2 separate regions of the Homo sapiens genome follow, and region 2 is linked to region 1. Evidence: read pairs that join two places in POLR2A ChIA-PET (ENCODE). Cell type or tissue: OCI-LY7. All regions are shown on one strand. Links, peaks and the distances in the headings refer to the core of each region. The heading gives the core; the rest is flanking DNA.

Region 1 (5,366 bases), core at 53-5,052:
GAAGTTCCTTGCCCCAGTCCCATCCCATCCAGGTGATGAGGGGCTTCCTAGAGTTAACCCTTAAGCTCCCAGTTTGGGAGCGGGATGGGAAGAGGGCGGGGCCAGTGACATGAAGACAAAGTGAGAAATCCAGATTTCAATCCCAGCCTGTGTGAGAGTGTAACCACCTCCCAAATCAAGACTGGCCTGGTGCCCCTTGCAGGTCTGCCCGTCTTTCCTTTGGGCTAAGAGCTGCCATTTTTAAATGCCCACAGTGTGCTGGCTTCTTTGCTAGGCTTTTCATTCACGTGACTACTCTTTGCAATGGCCTCCTGTGTGCCAGGCACTGTTACAAAGCAGGGGCTAAGGACACAGAGAGAAACTGAAGGAATGAGGCCCTGCTCTCAGGGGCTTACATTCTAGGGCAAAGGAGCAGCGACGGTGCTAGGAAAAAATGGAAGAGGAGGATGTGATGGGGCAGAGTTTGCTCCATCTACACGGTCACCTAAAGTCCTCCCAAGTCCTGCCAGGTGGCTTTTGTCCCAACTTTACCGATGACGAAGCAAGGGCTCCCCGGGAGGGAAGTGACCTAACCAACAGCGTTTGGCCCCAAACTAATTCCATCCCTGTGCTTAAGGTGCCTTCTTGGGTTGTGCCCTTGGCTGCAGCTGGTGCCTTCCTGAGCGTTCTGAGCCCCCGGGGAGCCAGGACCACCTCTCAGGTGTTGGCCGTTCCCCCGGCCTAGACCCCTCGGTCCGTTGGGGCCAGGACCCTCCTGACTGGCTCATCTGACGGGTCTTTGTTTTCCTGCACTTAACACCTGAGCTCATCCTGTTCCTACTTCAGTTGTCTAGTGCTCCCTTCGTACGACGGTCTTTCTCCTTGGTCTGCTCTGCATTCCCCGCGTCCCGCGCCTCGCTCTCCCAGTCGCGGGCTCCTCCCACTCCATAGTTTGTTCAGGGGCGGGGCCAGAAAACCCCGCCCCCAGGGAAGTGGGCCTGAAGGCCAAGGGGCGGGGCGGGGTTCTGTAGGGACGGAGGGGGCGTGTCCGGGGCGGGGCGGGGTGCTGTAGCGCCGGAGCGGGTGTGGCCTTGGCGGGACCAGGCAGCCATTACAGTCTCGGAAGCGAGAGGCGTGGGGCCTGTCTCATCATGCCCGGTTCATTTTTTTTTTTTTTTTTTTTTTTGTAGAGATGGGGTTTCATCATTTTGGCCAGGCTAGTCTTGAACTCCTGAACTCAGGTGATCCACCTGCCTTGGCCTCCCAAAGTGCTGGGATTACAGGCATGAGCCACCGCACTCAGCCTCTTTAATCACCTGAGGTCAGGAGTTCAAGACTAGCCTGGACAACATGGTGAAACCCCATCTCTACTAAAAATTTTTGTTTCTTTTAAAATTGTAATTTTCCCAATTCCACTTATTTTATTTTATTAGAGACAAGGTCTTGCCATATCTCCCAGGCTGGACTCAAACTCCTGGGTTAAAGTGATCCTCCCATCTCGGTCTACCAAGGAGCTGGGACTACAGCTGGGACTCCATGCCATCGAGCGTTCTTTCCCTCTCGTTGCTGAATGATTTTCCTCATTACATCAGTTATTCATTCTGCTATGGGTAGCCCGTGGGCAGTTTTCAGTTTGGGGCTATCTCTAGTGGTTCTCATATGTCTCTGGTGACCATATATGGGACAGCAGTCTGAAGTAGGTGAAGAGCAGAGTGAGAGGTTAGGTTTATCTTTGGGAGGTAAGGACTGCACGTGTGTACTCCGAGGTCTGAGGCCACCGAGGAAGCCTCAGGGACTGGCCTCCGTGTAGAGCTGCTCTCACTGCCCTGGGCATTGGGGACAAGGCCAGGACAAGCAGGACCCCGTGCGTGTTTCCTCGAATGGCTTATGGTCGCTTCAGAAAGACACTGGGTGTTTGTTGGCGTTCGGGCTGCCAGGGCCATCGAATCCGGTTGTCTGCCAGGGTGTGCAGGGGGAGTGGCGCTTTTCAGGTGTAGGAACAGCTCTGGAAATAAACGAGGGATGGAAAAAGGAGACAGACTAGGCCCTCCACAGCCCAGCTGCATGTGTCCTTGGCGAAGTCACTTTTCATTTGAAAACCATCACTGCCTCCTCTGTAATGTGTGAACGATGATCCCACCTCCCAGATGTATTGCAGGAGAGGGTTGTAGAAGAGAAGGTTTGCAAAAGCACTGAGACCTGAAAGATAATAAACGTGTATGAATCCGTACCTGACGCTAGGGGGCGTTAAAGAGAGTGTGGTTCCCTACTGGGTTGGGGTCAACTGTGCGGAGTGGGACGGGGAACCTTTGGAGTAGTGTCCTTCAAGAGAAGTGTGGTGCCACCCACAGCCGCAATTTAAAATTTTCTGGTAGCCACCATTAAAGAGGTAAAAGGAAACAGATGCGATTAATTTTCTTTTTTTTTTTTTTTTGAGACGGAGTTTCGCTCTTGTTGCCCAGGCTGGAGTGCAATGGCCCGATCTCGGCTCACCACAACCTCCACCTCCTGGGTTCAAACAATTCTCCTACCTCAGCCTCCCGAGTAGCTGGGATTACAGGCGTGCACTACCACACCCGGCTAATTTTGTATTTTTAGTAGAGAAGGGGTTTCTCCATGTTGGTCAGGCTGGTCGCGAACTCCCAACCTCAGTTGATCCGCCCGCCTCGGCCTCCCAAAGCGCCGGGACTACAGGCATGAGCCACCGCGCCCGGCCAGCGATTAATTTTAATAATACGATTTAGTTAACTCGTTATATCCAAAATATTATTTCAACAAATACAGAAATTTGCTAATGAGAGGCTGCACATTCTTTTTTCTCATAAAAGTCTTCAAAATCCAGTGTGCATTTTACAGCGAGAGCACGTCTGAGCTCCGACTCGCCCCATTTAAAGCACTCAATAGCCTTTTGTGGCTTTGGGGCGGTTCTGGGACCTCAGAGTTGTGGTGTTTCCTGCGGGGAAAGACTATTGTGGCTGCTGGAGGGCGGAAGACGAATAACAATAGGCGGAGTGCAGGGCACTGGGTTGCCTTAGGACCTCGCCTTTCCCCTGGAGAACACAGCTGCTTCCTGAAATGATCAGGAACCTAAAACCTCTGCAGGGAAGAAGGGGAGATGGGAAGTGAGGAAGGAGCCCCGGGGGACACCGGGGAAGTGAGTAAATGGAGCCGGGGCAGCTTGATTTGCAGCAAATTTATGATTTTAAAGGCCCGGCAAGGTCAGGCACCGTGGATCACTCTTGTAATCCCAGCACTTTGAGAGGCCAAGGCAGGCGGATGACCTGAGGCCAGGAGATCAAGACCAGCCTGGCCAACATGGTGAAACCCCCGTCTCTACTAAAAATACAAAAATTAGCTGGGCGTGGTTGCGGGCGCCTGTAGTCCCAGCTACTCGGGAGGCTGAGGCAGGAGAATTGCTTGAACCCAGGAGGCGGAGATTACAGTGAGCTGAGATCGCACCACTGCACTCCAGCCTGGTGACACAGCGAGACTCCGTCTCAAGAAAAAAAAAAAAGAAAAAAAAAAAGGTCTACCCAGAAGGTAGGTCACTCCCAGTCAGCAGAATTTTTGTTGATTTGGGATTTGGGAGGGTGAGCACTTAGAACCACAGTCCAGGCCAGTGCAGTGGCTCACACCTCTAATCCCAGCACTTTGGGAGGCTGAGGTGGAAAGATCTCTTGAGCCTAGGAGTTTGAGACCAGCCTGAGCAACACAGTGAGATCCCGTCTCTACAAAAAATTTTAAAATTAGCTGCACATGGTGGTGCGTGCCTGTAGTCCCAGCTACTCAGGAGGCTGAGTCAGGAGGATCACTTGAGCACAGGTGGTTGAGGCTGCAGTGAGCCATGATCCCACCACTGCACTCCAGTCTGGAAGACAGAGCCAGACCCTGTCTCAAAAACAAACACACACACACACACAAACAAACAAACAAAAAAAAGAACCATGTTCCAGCTGCAAAGACTGAACAGTGCTAGGAAAGTATTTTGGTCCCTATACAGGCCACAGAAAAAGAGAGTGTTGAACCTACATCCATCGTTTGTCCTGGGGGTGGTCCCAGCATGGCTTGTTCAGGACCGTCTTGGCCCTGCTCTGAGACCCCTATAAGGAGTGAGGCCCTTCTAACTGGTTATGCATCTTAGTTTTCTTACTGCAAGGTGGTGCCAAAGCATATGATTCTGAATAACTCCCAGCATAAGCCAGGTGCAATGGCTCACATCTGTAGTCCCAGCTCCATGGCAGGCTGAGGCATTGGCTCACTTGAGCCCAGGAGTTGGAGGCCAGACTGAGCAACATATCAAGACTCTGTTTCTAAAAAGAAAAAACAAACATACAACATAAAATATTTGCATGTCAGTTCCTTCTCAAAGGACCTTGAACTTTCTGCTTTGTGATTCTCTCTGAAAGCTCTATTGCCAGTAGCAATCTTCAACGTGATTGCTTAAAGAGTGGCAATACATCGGTTTTTAGTATTTACATATTATTGATTCCAGCAAGACCTGCAGAGAGTTCCCTGTTTGGGGCATTCCCCTTTGCAAGTGCAGAATCGTGTACTGCAGGGAAAGCCAGGGCACTGGGCACCCCCAAGACATAATAGAGTTTCCACAGCGCCAACTGCTTGTAGGATGCTCATTTGGGCAATTCTGCTATTACTTAGAAATATACTATTAAGAAGGAAGTAGGGCTGGGTACAGTGGCCCACACCTGTAATCCCAGCACTTGGAGAGGCGGAAAAATCGCTTGAGCCCAGGAGTTTGAGACCAGCCTGGGCAACATAGTGAGACCTTGTCACTACAGAAATTTTTGAAAAATTAGCTGGGTGGCCGGGCGCAGTGGCTCACGCCTGTAATCCCATCAGTTTGGGAGGCCGAGGCGGGTGGATCACCTGAGGTCAGGAGTTCAAGACCAGCCTGGCCAACCTGGTGAAACCCCATCTCTACTAAAAATACAAAAATTAGCTGGGCGTGGTGGTGTGTGCCTGTAATCCCAGCTACTTGGGGGGCTGAGGCAGTAGAATCACTTGAACCTGGGAGGCAGAGGTTGCAGTGAGCCGAGACTGCACTACTGCACTCCAGCCTGGGTGACAGAGTGAGACTCCATTTCAAAATAATAATAATAAGAAGAATAAAATAAAAATAAATAAATGAAAACATGCCCCATCATTAACTTTTTTTTGTTTTGTTCAGCATTCCTGTCCTTCCGGGCACTACTAGATTCTCCAGGCTCATCTCTCACATTTCTTACCAGAGTCCTAGAATTGGCCATTTATCGAAGGAGCCCTGGTTCTCATCCTTAATTGGTTTCTTTAAAAAAAAAAAAAAAGTATAAAGCGTTTACAAAAACAGAATTTTATTTATTTAGAGACGGAGTTTTGCTCTTGTTGCCCAG
Region 2 (5,385 bases), core at 277-5,276, 520 kb after region 1:
TTACTTACATTTCTCAAGAAAAGGAGGCGTGCCACCACGTTCAGAGCCACAAGGGAGACATCAGCTTTTGGTTAGGAGGAAGAAATAGGAACAAGGAGAAAGTCTAGGCCAGAACCTTTATGGGGTTCCTCAGAAATAGCAAGTCAGGGCGGAGTAAACATTTTAGGATTGGATAATTTAAATAATTCCATCACGCTTTGCCTTTGGGTGGTCTCTAGTTGCTTGGTACCTGGCCATGGATGATTTAGGGCAGGAGAAATACTGGCTTGGTGTGTGAGAGTTAGATAAAGGGGGGAGGCTGACTTGCCTGTGAGAGGCATGCTCCCAAGTAAGTTGTTTACTGTCTTGAGGAATTAGACCTGGGAGAGGCAGTCTCCCTGCCAGCAAGATTTATTAAGATTTCAAAATATCATAGGATACAGAAAATTTTTTTAAACATCTAATAAACATGGACATGGCTGGGTTATGAAGGATAATTGTAATGGTAGAAATTACTGTTTTCCAGTCAGACTGAAAATGAAGTGCCTGTTTCCTATTTAGGATTTAAATCTCTTAGAGTCCTGGTGAAGAAAGTCTTTGCTACCTCTCTCCCCCAACCCCAAATCTGGCTATATTATTTATTTACATAAAATAAATTAGTTGAAGTGTGGTTTAGAAAAGAGAGTTTTCTTAAACCTGAGATTCTCAACTGAATCACCTGTGGAATTTTTTTTTTTTAATTGGAAAGGCTGGGACACTACTCTTAGGCCTACTGAATAAATCTTTCAACCTGTGTCTTTTGAAAGTTTCACAGATGATTCTGATGGTCTCAAGATTGAGAAGCACTGCATTTAACCAGCACCAACTGAACAAACACTGTAGGCTAAGTATAAGAGAGATGGCAAGAGCTGGGTCAGGGTGGTGCATGGGATTTCCAATTATACATAATTCCTCCCTTCAATGAACAAAGCCATCCATAACTGGGGCACCTGCTTCTTTGGGCTAAAGGTGAACAATGGCAGCCACCTTGTCCTGGACCCTATTGTGACTGTTACTCCAGCAGAAGCCCTGGGGTTCATGCTGTTAGTTAGAAGTCACCCAGTATGACTAAGTTGAGGGGCAGTGTTCAGAAACAGTGTTACTAGATGGATGTTATTTCAGTAGGAACAGTATTGTGTGTTCCCTGTCAGCATTTGAGGCGGAAACCCACTGCACTGTCAGAACAACCAGGGAGATGAAAGAAGATGTCAGATACTAAAAGGTGCAGACAGTCCTTGTGTTTGGTAAACCTTACAGGGTTTATCTGAAAGAGAAAATGGATGCAGAAGTACATGAAAAAACTGTGTTATTCCAAATAGATGTGCTGTTTTCCCAGTTCATAGGAGTCGGTAATTTTTGGGTTCAGGGCAAAAAGGCAAAGGTTGAAGATGCTGTGATGATCACGTCCTTACCCTCCTGGAATATTTCCTTTTTGAAAGCTTCTGGCATCTTCCACTGAGTTCATGTTTTAAACAGTTGGGAGGATGAATTGAAGGGCCCTTATCCCAGGTCTGTGGTTTGATTATAAATGGTAAAGCCATAACCTGTCCACCTCCCTCTCCTTTATCTTGACAGGGGTTGGGGAGACAGCAGATTGAACAAGGAAAGAATTGTCTCCTGAGTTCTTTGATCATGTTAACTTTTATTTACTGTTGTATAGTCACATTTTCTAGACTGCTAAAATTGGTGAAATCAGGACAGGAAATAACTGTTTTTACGTGTATAAGTATACAAAAGTTATTCGAGATGAGTTACACTGCATTTCTTTCAGTGTGCTGCCTGCCACTGCTGCCTTTGTGTGATTTTGCTCTATATGTTCTGCTAGACAAATTTAAGGGAGGTTTCAGACAGCAAAACTCCCCCCAAAGCATCTACCAGCATAATCCCTATCAAAATCCCAACAACGTTTTAATTTTTTTGCAGAAGTGGAAAAACCGATGTTAAAATTCATATGGAATTGGCCGGGTGCGGTGGCTCACGCCTGTAATCCCGGCATTTTGGGAGTCTGAGTCAGGCAGATCACTTGAGGTCAGGAGTTCGAGACCAGCCTGACCAACATGGTGAAACCCCATGTCTACTAAAAATATAAAAATTAGCCGGATGTGGTGGCAGGTACCTGTAATCCCAGCTACTTGGAAGGCTGAGGCGGGAGAATCCCTTGAACCCAGGAGATGGAGGTTGCAGTGATCCAAGATCACAACACTGCACTCCAGCCTGGGTGATACAGTGAGACTGTGTCTCAAATAAATAAATTAAATAAATAAATAAATAAATTCATATGTAATTGCAAGGGGCTCTTAATACCCAAAACCCAAATAGCCACTTTGTTCTTTTTCAAGAACGTACTTCCTTATATCAAAACTTATTACAAGCTATAGTAATCAAGACTGTGTGGTACTGTACCAGCATAAGGATAGACATATGGGTCAGTGGAAGAGAATTGAGAGTCTAGAAATAAACCCTTATATTTATGAGCAATTGATTTTGTCCGGGATGCCAAGACTAGTCAATGGTGAAAGAGTAGTGTCTTCCACAAATGGAGCTGGGATAACAGGATATCACATGCAAAAGAATGAAGTTAGACCCTTACCTCATATCATGTACAAATATTAACTCAGAATGGATCAAAGACCCAATGGAAGAGTGAAAACTATAAAACTCTTAGAAGAATACAAGGGTAGGCTGGGCGTGGTGGCTCACCCCTGTAATCCCAGCACTTTTGGCATCACCAGAGGTCAGGAGTTTGAGACCAGCCTGACCAACGTGGAGAAACCCCGTCTGTACTAAAAATACAAAATTAGCAGGGCGTGGTGGTGTGCGCCCGTAATCCCAGCTACTCGGGAGGCTGAGGCAGGAGAATCGCTTGAACCCGGGAGATGGAGGTTGCGGTGAGCCGAGATCGCACCACTACGCTCCAGCCTAGTCAACAAGAGCGAAACTCCATCTCAAAAAAAAAAAAAAAAAAAAAAAAAAAGAATACTACAAGGGTAAATCTTTATGACCTTGGAGTTGGCAGTAGACTCTAGATATGACACTAAAAGCAGAAACAACAAAAAATAATGAATTGGATTTAATCAAAATTAAAAACTTTTTTGTGTAAAAGTATACTATCAAGAAAATGAGAAGACAACCCACAGAATGGGAGATATTTGTTAATCATATACCTGATAAGAATCTATGCTGCTGTCTAAATGTTTATGTCTCCCCCCACCCAATTCATATGTGAAGGCCTCAACCGCAAGGTGATGGGATTAGTGCATAAGGATAAGGATGGAGGCCCTTGTGGCCATGTGTGGTGGCTCATGCCGGTAATCCCAGCACTTTGGAAGGCGGAGGCGGGAGGATTGCTTGGGCCCAGGAGTTTGAGACCAGCCTGGGCAGCAAGGTGAGACTCCATTTTTACAAAAATTTTTTTAAAAAAAGAAAAGAGGCCCAAGAGAGAAACCCCCTACCCTTTCTGCCATTAGAGGAAGTGGGCCTTCACCAGACAGAGTCTGCCAACACCTTGATCTTGGACTTCCCAGCCTCCAGAACAGTGAGAATTTCTGTTGTTTATTAGCTACCCAGTCTGTGGTATTTTGTAAGAGCAGCCCAAATGGACTAAGACATTCTAGTAGCACAATATAGAAAGAACTTTTACAACTCAATGAAAAGACAACTCAGAAAATGGGCATGGTAGAACTTGTCCTGTGAAGAAGCCAAGACCAAAAAAAAAAAAAAAAAATGGACATAGGACTTGAATAGACATTCCAAAGAGTGGCAGGTGCCAACAAGCACATGAAAAGATGATCAGCATCATGAATCGTTAGAGAAGTGCAAATTGAAACTGCAGTGAGATACCACTTCATGGCCAGTAGGACAGCCATTTCCTAAAAAAAAAAAAAAAAAAGTATTGGTGAGGATGTAAGGAAGTTAGAACTCTGATACATTGCTGGAGGGAATGTAAAATGGTACAGCTGCTGTGGGAAACAGTTTGAGGTTCCTGAACAAGTTAAAGATAAAATCATCATATGATTCAGCAATTCCGCTTCTAAGGATATGTCCCAAAAAATTGAAAAAGTGTTTAAGGGCCAGGCGCGGTGGCTCACGCCCGTAATCCCAGCACTTTGGGAGGCCAAGGCGGGCGGATTACCTCTGGTCAGGAGTTTGAGACCAGCTTGGCCAATATGGTGAAACCCCGTCTCTACTAAAACTATAAAAATTAGCCGGGCTTGGTGGTGGGTGCCTGAATCCCAACTACTCGGGAGGCTGAGGCAGGAGAATCACTTGAACCTGGGAGGCAGAGTTTATGGTGAGCTGAGATGGTGCCATTGCACTCCAGCCTGGGCAACAAGAATGAAACTCCGTCAAAAAGAAGAAATGCTCAAACAAAAACGTGTACACCTCATATTCAGTCTAAATGCCCTTCAGTGCATGAATGAACAAAATGTAGTATAGAATGGAATACATGTTACACTGAACATTTGCTTATTTCCGTTTTGTAATTTTTTTTTAGTGACAAGGTCTCATTTCTGTTGCCCAGGCTCGAGTACAGTGGCACAATCATGACTCATGGCAGCCTCAGACTGCCAGGGATCAAGTGATCTTTCTGATCTTCCCAACTTCCTTATCTTCCTGACTCAGCCTACCTGTAGCTAGAGCTAGAAGGGCCCCTGGGTAATTTTTTTTTTTTTGAGACGGGGTTACACTCTATCATCCAGAATGGAGTGCAGTGGGGCAATCTCAGCTCACTGCAACCTCCACATCCCAGGCTCAAGTGATCCTCCTGCCTCAGCCTCCCTAGTAGCTGGGACTGCAGGCATGTAAAACCACACCTGGCTAATTTTTTGTATTTTTAGTAGAGAAAGGGTTTTGCCATGTTGCCCAGGCTGATCTCAAACTCCTGCGCTCAAGTGATCTGCCCACCTTGGCCTCCCAAAGTGCTGGGATTACAGGCATGAGCCACAATGCCTGGCCTGTGGGTAATTTTCTTTCTTTCTTTTATTTTTTATTTTTTTTTGGAGACAGAGTCTCGCTCTGTCGCCCAGGCCGAAGTGCAGTGGTGTGATCTCAGCTTACTGCAAGCTCTGCCTCCCAGTTGCATGCCATTCTCCTGCCTCAGCCTCCCGAGTAGCTGGGGCTACAGGCTCCCGCCACCACGCCTAGCTCCATTTTTGTATTTTTAGTAGAGACAGGGTTTCACCGTGTTAGCCAGGATGGTCTCTATCTGCGGACCTTGTGATCTGCCCACCTCGGCCTCCCAAAGTGCTGGGATTACAGGCATGAGCCACTGTGCCTGGCCGCCTGTAGGTAATTAAAAAAAAAATTTTTTTTGTAGACACAGGTCTTGCTATGTTGCCCAGGATGATCTCAAATTCCTGGGCTCAA

What was found. ChIA-PET counts read pairs that join two places held together with the same protein. Peaks named below come from ENCODE experiments on the same cell type or tissue, not always from the same donor. Only the 100,000 strongest peaks of a DNase experiment are listed, where the experiment ranks them.
Region 2: POLR2A ChIA-PET joins it to region 1 with 6 read pairs; 2 of 35 experiments call an interaction of 5 or more read pairs at or near these places.

The regions. Positions count from the first base shown.
Region 1 is chr16:3,099,300-3,104,665 of GRCh38, forward strand. No RefSeq gene overlaps it. Among named protein-coding and RNA genes, the nearest start is that of ZSCAN10, 2.7 kb to the left of the region's middle. RefSeq lists enhancers at 748-797, 2,052-2,752, 2,387-2,436 and a silencer at 958-1,017. In OCI-LY7, for the core only: a CTCF peak has its summit at 2,234 (motif pointing right); DNase peaks (open chromatin) are centred at 1,032, 2,232 and 2,932; H3K4me3 peaks cover 1,612 bases; H3K27ac peaks cover 742 bases.
Region 2 is chr16:3,614,362-3,619,746 of GRCh38, forward strand. It overlaps a transcript of DNASE1 not described here. Among named protein-coding and RNA genes, the nearest start is that of SLX4, 5.4 kb to the left of the region's middle. In OCI-LY7, for the core only: no CTCF peak of the experiment used is centred there; no DNase peak of the experiment used is centred there; H3K4me3 peaks cover 2,783 bases; H3K27ac peaks cover 3,766 bases.